Linked DNA regions of Homo sapiens: region 2 is linked to region 1. Evidence: chromatin loops called from intact Hi-C (ENCODE). Cell type or tissue: ascending aorta. All regions are shown on one strand. Links, peaks and the distances in the headings refer to the core of each region. The heading gives the core; the rest is flanking DNA.

Evidence for each region. Hi-C counts contacts between places; a loop is a spot of excess contacts. Peaks named below come from ENCODE experiments on the same cell type or tissue, not always from the same donor. Only the 100,000 strongest peaks of a DNase experiment are listed, where the experiment ranks them.
Region 2: it touches region 1 in a loop (2.7-fold over the local background); 1 of 110 quality-filtered maps calls a loop at or near these places.

What each region holds. Positions count from the first base shown.
Region 1 is chr11:76,608,488-76,614,875 of GRCh38, forward strand. All of the region lies in intron 4 of LINC02757 (long intergenic non-protein coding RNA 2757), which reads right to left. Among named protein-coding and RNA genes, the nearest start is that of LINC02757, 19 kb to the right of the region's middle. RefSeq lists an enhancer at 305-1,003. In ascending aorta, for the core only: a CTCF peak has its summit at 2,724; a DNase peak (open chromatin) is centred at 2,502; H3K27ac peaks cover 4,203 bases.
Region 2 is chr11:76,772,149-76,777,148 of GRCh38, forward strand. No RefSeq gene overlaps it. Among named protein-coding and RNA genes, the nearest start is that of TSKU-AS1, 8.4 kb to the right of the region's middle. In ascending aorta, for the core only: no CTCF peak of the experiment used is centred there; DNase peaks (open chromatin) are centred at 626 and 2,013; H3K27ac peaks cover 3,086 bases.

The sequences.
Region 1 (6,388 bases), core at 735-5,734:
CCCATCAGATTAGTTAGATACAGAGTTTCGACACACAGGTTCTCCAAGGCCCCACCAGAGCAGCTAGATACAGAGTGTCGATTGGTGCATTCAGAAACCTTGAGCTAAACACAGGGTGCTGATTGGTGTGTTCACAAACCTTGAGCTAGATGCAGAGTGCCGATTGGTGTATTTACAATCCTTGAGCTAGACATAAAGGTTCTCCAAGGCCCCACCAGAGCAGCTAGATACAGAGTGTCGACTGGTGCACTCACAAACCTTGAGCTAAACACAGGGTGCTGACTGGTGTATTTACAATCCCTGAGCTAGATAGAAAGACTCTCCACATCCTCACCAGAGCAGCTAGATACAGAGTGTCGATTGGTGCACTCACAAACCCTGAGCTAAACACAGGGTGCTGATTGGTGTATTTACAATCCCTGAGCTAGATATAAAGACTCTCCACGTCCCCACCAGACTCAGGAGCCCAGCTGGCTTCACCTAGTGGATCCTGCACCAGGGCTGCAGGTGGAGCTGCCTGCCAGTCACGTGCTGTGTGCTCGCATTCCTCAGCCCTTGGGTGGTCGATGGGACTGGGCGCCGTGGAGCAGGGAGTGATGCTCGTTGGGGAGGCTCGGGCTGCACAGGAGCCCATGGAGTGGGTGGGAGGCTCAGGCATGGCAGGCTGCAGGTCCCGAGCCCTGCCCCGCAGGAAGGCAACTAAGGCTCGGTGAGAAATCGAGTGCAGCACCGGTGGGCTGGCACTGCTGGGGGACCCAGTACACCCTCCGCAGCCACTGGCCCGGGTGCTAAGTCCCTCATTGCCCGGGGCCAGCAGGGCTGGCCGGCTACTCCGAGTGCCGGGCCTGCCAAGCCCACGCCCACCCGGAACTCCAGCTGGCCCGCAAGCGCCGCACGCAGCCCTGGTTCCCGCTCGCACCTCTCCCTCCACACCTCCCTGCAAGCTGAGGGAGTGGGCTCCAGCCTTGGCCAGCCCATAAAGGGGCTCCCACAGTGCAGCGGCGGGCCAAAGGGCTCCTCAAGTGCCGCCAAAGTGGGAGCCCAGGCAGAGGAGGCGCCGAGAGCGAGCGAGGGCTGTGAGGACTGCCAGCACGCTGTCACCTCTCAATTTGTGCTCTTTGTTGTATCCCAGTGCCTAGAATACTGCTAGAATAAATACCATTCTTGGTTTAATGAAACATACAGTCTGGTTAAGATGGCCTCCTGCAGTTCTCTTTAAATGGTAAAACTCCTAGAAGATCTACGGAAAGGAGAGAGGGCCCACTGGGGAATCCGTCGGGGTTCATTGGCCTGGTGAGCTTTGAACATCCTCTGGATTCATCAGGAACTGGCTTTTCCGTGTTCTGGAATGCCTCTGCTGAGATTTCCTATTGTCCTGCTGGGATCCTGGTGGTCTCTGCAGAACCCCTGGGCCTGGGCCCTGCTGAAGTAAACAACACGGAAATGCTGTGGTTGGGATGTTTTGTTCCAGTTGCCAAGACTTGTGGGCTGAGAGCTCCCGCTGAGACAAAACAGAGGAACCTGAACCAGATGGATGGCAGCTTCCCCACTTGCAGGAGAGGGAGGCCTCCTTGCACGGGAGGCTGCCCTGCTGGTTTGGAAGCCAGCCTTGCCACAGTGCCCCATCCCGTTGGCAGCAGTCAGGAACCCCACTCAGGAGCCTACACCTGCCTCAGAGGCAACTGACTTTTTGGGGAAGGATAGGGCAGGGAGAGGGGACCACACCATCAATAGCTCCAGGTTCAGGGCGAGTTCCCTTTACCAAAATGCTCTTATTCCCCCCAAATGGTGAATCAGAGGCTCAGACCCCTGGGAGAGCCCACTGAGATCATGAAATAGAATCCCATTTCATGGCCAGGAAAACTGAGGGCCAGATAGGGAAGTGACATCCTCAGAATCACACAGCAAGCTGAGGCTAGGGCCTCATCTGCCAACCATCGACCTGGGGGCTTTTTGAACCAAGTAAAGTTACAGGATGGACAAGCTTGAACCAGGGACAGAAAGCACTGAAGCATGGCCACTTACGCATGGGCCCACAGCACCAGAGGCCTTCACGGCCAAGGCGGCCTTTGACTCTTCATAGATGGGCTGGATTTCAACAGATGAAGAAGGCATTCCTGGGTGGGTGGGTTGAGGGGAGAATGGGTTATGTCATTTCAGATGTGGAGAGTTTGTTTGGGGCATGATGTGGAGCAGTGTGGCTATTGTTCAGGTTGAGTGTGTAGGGTGGGGGAGAAGTGGGAGATGAGGCTCAGGCCTTATTTTGACAGTCAGTGGTTACCCTGATGCACATTGGAATAATGTGGGACCAGTGACTTAATGCTTGGAGGGGATCAGGGAACACAGGAGTGTACCTGGAAGGTTTCCATCCAGACCATCCCCTGCCCTTCTCCCTCCGCTCGCCTTGCCCCTCACCCGGGCAGCGCTGTCCCTGAACACAGGTGGCTGCCTCTCCTTGCCAAGTGCTGATGCTATTTTAGGATGCAGAACCTGCCAGCTGAGTAGGGCTCCACCTCCTGCAGGGATGCTGGTGGGTGGGGGAGGGGGTGGCTGGGAAGCAGGAGCAGGGCCTGGGAAAACAGGCCATCAAAGCTGCTGGGCAATTCCCTCCGGCCATGGAGAGGAGAGGGCTGCAGGGTCACAACAGATGGCTAAATATAGAGACACTCGGAGGTGGAAGTGGTTCCTGCCACCCGCAGGGGGCCGTCCAGTTCCTTCTCATGGGGCAGGGAACCAGTGTGTTTGTGAGACTGAGCCCCAAGTGCTGGCCCAGCCTGAGGCTGGATCAGGCACTTGGAGGACCTCAGTCTGGATTTGGTGTCAGATATTTATCTACAGCTGGGGTCATGGCTTGTGTTACCCACTGTATTATTCCATTCATTATCTATTAGGCTCTGACTCTGGGCTAGGACTTGTGATTGGAGCTCTGGCTCAGAGGTCCCTGCTCTTAGGAACAGATGCTTTCCTGGGAAGATAAACTTGTAAATGGCCAACCGTCTGTGGGTAAATGCGATAAGGACTCACCTAGAGCATCAACATCCAGCCACTAGAATGCAAGCTCCCTGAAGGAGGGATTTTTGTATGATTGCTTCACTGCTATATACCCAGCAACCCCTAGATCAGTGCCTGGCACATAATAGGCCCTCAATAATATCTGTTAACTAGCAGAATGAATGGCTCCACCCAGAGAATCTGAGCAGGCTTTATGAAGGGGTGGCCTGGGGCTGGCTCTTGAAGAAAGTATAGAATCTTGAGCTAATCCATCGGGATGAGCCTATCAGACAAACATAGCTGCATTGCAAAGACACGAGAATGTGTGATGTATTCAGGAACATTAGACTTAGTTTTACGTAAGCGCCAAGGTGGAAGGAAGACTGGAACAGATCCCAAGGGGCTGTGAATGTGGCCAAAAACCCTATTATATACCCTAGAGGTGTCCAAAATGGGGTGCAAAGTGATCCATTCATATAGAAAAAACATTCTAGAACTTTTTTTTGTGTGACAGGATCTTGTTCTGTTGTGCAGGCTGAAGTGCAGTGGCACCATCTTGGCTCACTGCAGCCTCAACCTCCCAGGTTCAAGCAATCCTCCTGCCTCAGCTCCTCAAGTAGCTGGAATTACAGGAATGTGCCACCATGCCCAGCTAGTTTTTTTTTTTTTTTTTTAGTAGAAGCAGGGTTTTGCCATGTTGCCCAAGCTGGTCTTGAACTCCTGAGCTCAAGCAATCTGCACATCTCAACCTCCCAAAATGCCATGATTACAGGTGTGAGTCACAGCCTGGCCGAAAATTCTAGAACTTCTATTTATATTTTACCTTCTAAAAAAAGGAAGAAAAATTCAAGCTCTACTAATATTTATTAAGTAGGCTGACATTGGTGCCCTCACCTTGTTCACACCATAGTAGGTCATATGTCCAGCATGGGTTTGGCTGACCATGACGTTGCCATCCCACTGCAACACCTTCAGTGAGCCTGCCACAGGATGTCATCGAGGCACTTCATTTTATAAAAACAGTCATTAAATCATAGCATCTTATCAAAGCGTCTTAACAGAATAAGTGGCTGCAAAAACCTTTTGTACCATACAGAAACTTGCTGGTTATCTCACAGCAAAATACTTAAAAGAGTTATACCTTGAAGATGAGCTTTGCCTTTTTTTCCTTCCTTCCTTCCTTCCTTCCTCTCTCTCTTTCTTTCCTCTTTCCTTTTCTTTATTTTTTTATTTTATTTTTTTTCATTTTTGAGACGGTCTCGCTTTATCACCTAGGCTAGAGTGCAGTGGTGCCATCCCAGCTCACTGCAACCTCTGCCTCTCGGGTTCAAGCAATTCTTCTGCCTCGGCGTCCTGAGTAGCTGGGATTCTGGCTAATTTTTATATTTTTAGTAGAGATAGGGTTTTGCCATTTTGGCCAGGCTGGTCTCGAACTCCTGACCTCAAGTGATCCACCTGCCTCAGCCTCTCAAAGTGCTGGGATTACAGGTGTGAGCCACGGCACCTGGCAGAAATTTGCCTTTTTCTTCTACGAAAAGACAAATGATCCAAATGTGCTGGCTCCTTCTGTGACAATTAGGGGATGCTATCCAGCAGATGCTAAAATGAATGAATACATAGCAGAGGTAAAGGTGACATTTTAAGATTGAATAAGAAAGTAACTGCTTTGGAAACAAAGTCACCCTATAGGGAGAACACTTTGCTGAATAAAATCTTGAGATGATTTTGTTGCTGAAGTTCAGTGTGTTTTGAACTCATTTGTCAAAAATATTAAAAAGTAACACCTTCGGGAGGCGGAGTTTGCAGTGAGCCGAGATTGTGCCACTGCGCTCCAGCCTGGGCAACAAAGTGAGACTCCATCTCAAAAAAAAAAAAAAAAAAAAGTAACACCTTCAACAGGTTGGCATCAGTTAAGCCAAATTCCAACCAAAAGCCTGTGCACAGAATTGAAAATTGCACCTTGTGATTAGTAAGTGCAGTCAAGAATGCACATCCTCCACGTGGCACTTCAGCTCTTTGTGAGATATATTTTTTCAACTATAATAACCATTAAGCCAAGTGAAAAGATACATGGAATTTAGTACCAGATTCTCAAGTGAGTGTACCACTTTATTAATGCAAGATTTTATTTAAAAATGAAGCATACTTAATGGCAATTTTTAGTAATAATGTATTTAGTCAGAGCAAAAGGCTTTTTAATACCATTAAATAAAGTGAAAATAAAACTTTTAAAATTATATTATTTATTTAATCTTTCTCTCATTCTTTTTCCAGTGTCTATTATTGGCGTATGTTTTCAAATTTATCCAAGCATTTCTGTGGCAGCATATGTATATAATTTATAAATAAGCATATGCATATATTGGATTGATGGTATGCATTTTTTTTTTTTACTGATAGGAGGATGAGATTCAGCCACAGCTGAGTGTGATGGGCAAGCTAGGGAGGAGCTCAGGAGGTGAGGGCCAGGATCCACTTGAGGCCATCTCCGAAACTGGAGGCCAGGAGTCTAGAGGTTTCACAGGGACCCTCTTGGAGACTCCTATTGGGGCCAGGGGTCTACGGTCTAGAGGAGAGGCTGGGCATCAATCTGGACACAGCCCAGGAGGCAGCCAGAGCTGGGCCCAAGGTCGAAGATGAGGAAGAGTGGAGGAGGGGGTTCCAGAGGCTTTTGGGAGAAGGCAGAAGTAAGTGCAGGCTGTGGTGATGGATGGGATGAGAGGGTGAGGAGAGCATGGGAGGCACCCTTGCTGCTGCCCGAGACCCTGTAGCATGTGTGAGGGTGATGGAAGTGTCCTCACTGAGATGGGGCATGATGTGGAGGGGAAGGAGCAGTTTTCCAGGGGCAGTTCAGTTTTAGGTATGGTCTGGATCCATGCAGGGTCCCTGCTGGAGAAATCAAGAGACCAGGGGCTCAGGGAGAGAGAGAAGCCAAGGATTCAACTTCCTCTCTATTCTCCCCACAGTGTTACATGTCCCCAAAGGCACAGACAGGGCCTTCTCCTGCCCTATTCTCCTCTTACAGCCCCGCTGAGCCAGGGAGAGCTCACCATAAGTGCTCAATGCCAGCAGCCAGCTTGGGGTGGGCAAGGGCCCAGGTCCCAGGCCACAGAGCCTGAAGGTCGCCCTGGTAACAGGCCCTGTTATGATGCTTCAGGGAGCCAGGGGGCTGTTAGTCAGAGCCATGCAGGAAGGGGCCGTTATATCCCCTCCTGCCCTGGAGTCCTGGCGGGCCAAATCTGGACACGCCTGGGAGTGGTCCAAGGACTGGTCATTGTCTGGCCTGGCCCTGGCTGCCAGTCAAAGGGGACAGCTTGGTCCCACAGAGGCTCCCAGTGGGGATCTGGGTCCAAAAATCAGTCTACTGTCCATTAACAAACCATGATAGGGATGACAG
Region 2 (5,000 bases), core at 1-5,000, 160 kb after region 1:
TTTCTTCATTTTACAGAAAAGGAAATAGTCTTTAAGGGACTCGCCAGGAAGTGGCAAAGCCAAGATTTAAACCCTGTGAGAGGTCACAGCTGGAGATACAGATTTGCAGTTTTTCTGCATCAGGAAACAACTGAATGTGGGGGAGGAGGGAGTGGTCCCAGAAAACTTCCCATTGTAAACTGTTAGTGGGATGTGAAATCTATTTACAGAGACATGACCACCATTGCTATTCCTAATGGAATAGAATGGAGTAGAAAGGAAAATACCAGTCCATATTACACACAGCAAGGGTAAGTACTATCTGCCAAGCTTGTATATATATCCCCAGTTGTGTGATAACATGTGTATCTTACTATGGACTAACTTTTTAAAAAAATCTGAAAATCTCTTAATGGAACTTGTTTGCTTAGGGCCAGGACTGATTCTAATGTGCTCTGAAGTAACCTTCTGTGGGGTAACATTCTGAAGTTCTGTTTGTCTTGGGACAGAAGGTAATAAATTGAGCACAGAGCCCTTTGCACACAATAACGTAATCACGCAACAACCCAAGCATGATAACAAAGTTCCCCGGAGTTTACTTGCCCTCAGAACGCTCGACCTAGTCAAGAGGCTTCTGGGTCACGGTGACATCTTCCCCTACAGGGGGTCAGAGGACTTTGTCAGCTGAAATCATCCTGCAAATACGTTGTTATTAATAAGATATTCTTGCTCGGGTCAGTTGGTGGCAAAAATAGGACTGGAATCATGTGTCCTGCCCTGACCTCCAGTCGGGGGCTCTGTGCCTGCCGTGGTGCTAAGACACAGGGAGATGATGAGCAAGGGAGAAACGGCAGGGTCTGCATGATTGGCAAGGGCCAACAGGCCAAAGGGAGGGAGAGAGACCAACAGAGGACAGACAGAGCAGGGAGGGGATGTGTCCACAGGCCTGTGTGGGGACAGAGGGGAAGGCAAGAGAGAATTGCCAGGCCTCTTGGAGGAGACCAACAGGCTAACAGAAGGACACAAGGGCCCCCAATGCTTGCCCTCCCTCCCTGGGTCCCCTCCACCGGGACTCCCTCAGATGAGCACCTGACAATGGAGAGACCATCTGTGGCTCCAATGCATGTGGCACCAAGGCCTGTCACCTCAGCCTACCCACAAGACTCCACGTCCCGAGAATTGCTCCCCTTCTTTCAGACCTATCCCTCCCTGGGCTCCTTATCCCCTGTACCCAGCCACGCTGAACCACTTATAGCTCCACACCCTCTAGTCTGGTCTTTGATCATGCTTCTCCTTCTGCCTAGAAGGCCCTTAACTTCTTCACTAAGCCCACACTCCCAGCCCTCTGTGCCCAGAAGGACTTTCTCAGCCAGGCCCTCCCTCAGGACACTTTGCCTGATGGCTGTGGCCGGCACTGGGTCTTTCTCTGCTCCAAATGCTCTGCACAGATTTCTAGTGGGCATCCAAAACTCTTCAGGACTAAGGTATGTCTGTGTCAGTGTGCCCACCCCAACTGTAGGCTCCTGGAGCCCAGTGCAAGATTCAATATGTGTCAGAGGTTCAGCAGGTAAACATTTGTTGGATGGATGGATGGACAGATAGAGAGTAAAGACAGGAGGACACATGGATGGAAGGATAGGACAGGCGAGAGGGAATACACAGTGATGTGTGCCATGTAGAGAAGTAAACAGAGCTCTTGACTGGGAGTCTAGAAGCTTTCCTGCTCATTAGCTCTGTGACCTTGGACAAGTCACTCTCTCTCTCTGCACCTCAGTCTCCCACCTGTAAAATGAGAAAGGTGTTGAGGTTAAATGCCTGATATCTGATCCCCAAGGCCTTCCAGCTCCCATGCTGATTTCATGGTGCCTGGAGCATCACATCCTGTCAGAACTTGCAAGTCAGCTTAGCTCCCGGATGTAGGGATAGGGGAAGAGGTTTCAGGGTCAGAGGAAACCTGGAAGCAAAGCTGGGTAAGGGCAGTGCCTCTAGTGCAAACCTGGCCTTCTGGAAGGAGACCAGCTCTGGCAGCTGCTCAGGAGACAATTTGTTCCTGGCCTCCTCCCACCACCACCAAACTGGGAAATTTGGAAGGAGGGCTTGGCAGATTTAACCTAACAGCCTACTGCCTCTTTACAGGCCACAGTCTCCTGCCCACAGAGCGGACCAGAGATCCACACATGGCTCCAAATGAGGGAGCCTCCTTCTCTATTGTGTCCCCTCCCCCAACCAAGGGCCAAAGCCACCTTCCATTTTTTTCCTCTTTGTGCCTTCCAAGCCTCCCACATCTCACACTGTGCTCTCCTGGGCCCTACAAACTGGCTCCTGCCTCAGTTTCCCTGTCCAGTTTCTTTTGTTGTTGTTTAGTTTTTTTTTCTGTGGTAACATGTAACGTAAAATTTGCTGTCTTAACTATTTTAAGTGTATAGTTCAGTGGTATTAAATACATTCATAATGTTATGCTACCACCAACACTGTCCAGCTCCAAAATTCTTTTCATATTGTAAAACTGAAACACTTTACTCATTAAGTGTACGTCTATTAGATCTGGTTGGTTTATTCCTTACTTATCTTCTGTCTGGTTGTTCTATCCATTATTGAGAGTGGGGTATTGAAATCTCCAACTATTATTATAGAACTGTTCATTTTCCCCTTCAATTCTGTCAGTTTTTTGCTTACATTTTGATGGTCTGTTACTAGGTGCATAAATGCTGATAATGTCTTCTTGCGATATTGAAACTTTTGTTTTTTTCCTGAGAGAGGGTCTCACTCTGTCACCCAGGCTGGAGTGCGGTGGTGTGATCTCGGTTCACTGCAACCTCCATTTCCTGGGCTTGAGCGATCTTCCGGCCTCAGCCTCTGGAGTAGCTGGGACTACAGGCGTGAGCCACCATGCCCAGCTAATTTTTGCATTTTTTGTAGAGACAGGATTTTGCCATGTTGCCCAGGCTGGTCTCAAATTCCTGAGCTCAAAGCAATCCATCTGCCTTGGCCTCCCAAAGTGTTGGGATTACAGGCATCAGCCACTGCACTCAGCTGAACCTCTTATATAAAGTCCTTCTTTGTCTCTTATAAACTTTGTGTAAAGACTATTTTGTCTGATTAATATAGCCACCTCTGCTCTCTTTTGGTTACTATTTAGTTGAAATATAGTTTTCCATCCTTTCACTTTCAATCTATTTATGTTTTTACAAGTATCTAAAGTGAGTCTGTTGTAGAGAACAGATAGTTGAATCATGCATTTTTATCCATTCTGCCAATCTCTGTCTTGACTGGAAAGTTTAGTTCATTTACAATTAAAGTAATTACTGATAAGAGGGATTTGCTTCTATTATTTGCAATTTGTCTTCTATATTCCTTATAAAGGATTTTTGTTTGTTTTTTGTTTCTGGTTTTTTTTTTGTTTGTTTTTTTGAGATGGAGTTTTGCTCCTATTGTCCAGGCTAGAGTGCAATGGCGCGATCATAGCTCACTGTATCCTCCACCTCTTGGGTTTAAGTGATTCTCCCGCCTCAGCCTCCCTAGTAGCTGGGATTACAGGTGCCTGCCACCATGCCTGGCTAATTTCTGTATTTTTAGTAGAGAGAGAGTTTCACCATGTTGGCCAGGCTGGTCTTGAACTCCTGACCTTAGGTTCACCTAAGGTCACCTTAGGTCACCGAGCACCACCTGCTCGGCCTCCCAAAGTGCTGGGATTACAGGCATGAGCCACTGTGCCCGGTCAACAGAGGTTTTGTACATTTCCTACAACACCGTCCTCTTATGTTTAGCTTTTTTTTTTTGTAATAAGACATTTCAATTCTTTTCTCATTTCCTTCTGTATATATTCTATAGCTTTTTTCTTGTTGTTAACATGGGGATTATATTTAACATCCGAAAGTTATAACACTATAATTTAAATCTGTACCAATTGAACTTCAATAACATACACAAACTCTGTTTATTTTATTTTATTTTTTAGAGACAGGATCTCACTATGTTGACCAGGCTGGTGTTTAAATCCTGGCCTCAAGTGATCCTCCCATCTCGGCCTCCCAAAATGCTGGGATTAGAGGCATGAGCCACCATGCCCAGCCCACAAATTCTGTTTCTTTAACATATTCCATCCCCAGGCCTTTTTGTTGTTGTTGTCACAGAATTATATCTTTATTCATTGTGTGCCCCAAACCACAAACTAATAATTCTTTTAAATAATTAGCCTCTTAAGTTATGTAGAAAACAAAAAGTGGAGTTACAAACCATTTTTGTAATTGCCTACATATTTATCTTTTTTGAGACCTTCATTTCTTCAAATGTCTTTGTGTCCCTGTCTAGTGTCCTTTTATTTCACCTGCAGGACTCCCTTGAGTATTTATTGTAGAGCAGGTCTAATGGTAAACTCTTTCAGCTTTTGTTTATCTGGGAATGTCTTAATTTCTTCCTCACTTTTAAAGGATGGTTTTGCCAAATATAGGATTCTTGATTGACAGTTTTTTTCTTTTTCTTTTAACACTTTATCATCCCACTGCCTTCTGGCCTCCAAAGTTTCTGATGAGAAATCTGCTGACAGTCTTATTGAGGATCCCTTGTATACGATAAGTCACTTCTCTCTTGCTGCTTTCGAGATTCTGTGTCTTTGGCTTTTGACAGTTTGATTATAATGAGTCTCAGTGTGGGTCTGAGTTTATCTGACTTGGAGTTGGCTGAGCTTCTTGGATGTTTACGTATTTCATCTAATTTCAGATGTTTTCAGCCATTATTTCTTCAAATATTCTCTCCGCTCCTTTCTTTCTCTTCTTCTAAGACTCTCACAAAGCATATGTTGGTCCATTTGATGGTATCCCATAGGTCGCTTAGGTGCTGTTCATGTTTCTTCAATCTTTTTTCTTTATGTTCCTTAAACTCGACCATTTTTATTGTCCTATCTTCAAATTTGTGGATTCCTTCTTTTGCCCCCTCAAATCTGTCTGAATCCCTCTGGTAAATTCTTCATTTCAGTTATTGTACTTTATGGCTCCAGAATTTCTTTTTGGCTTATTTTTAGG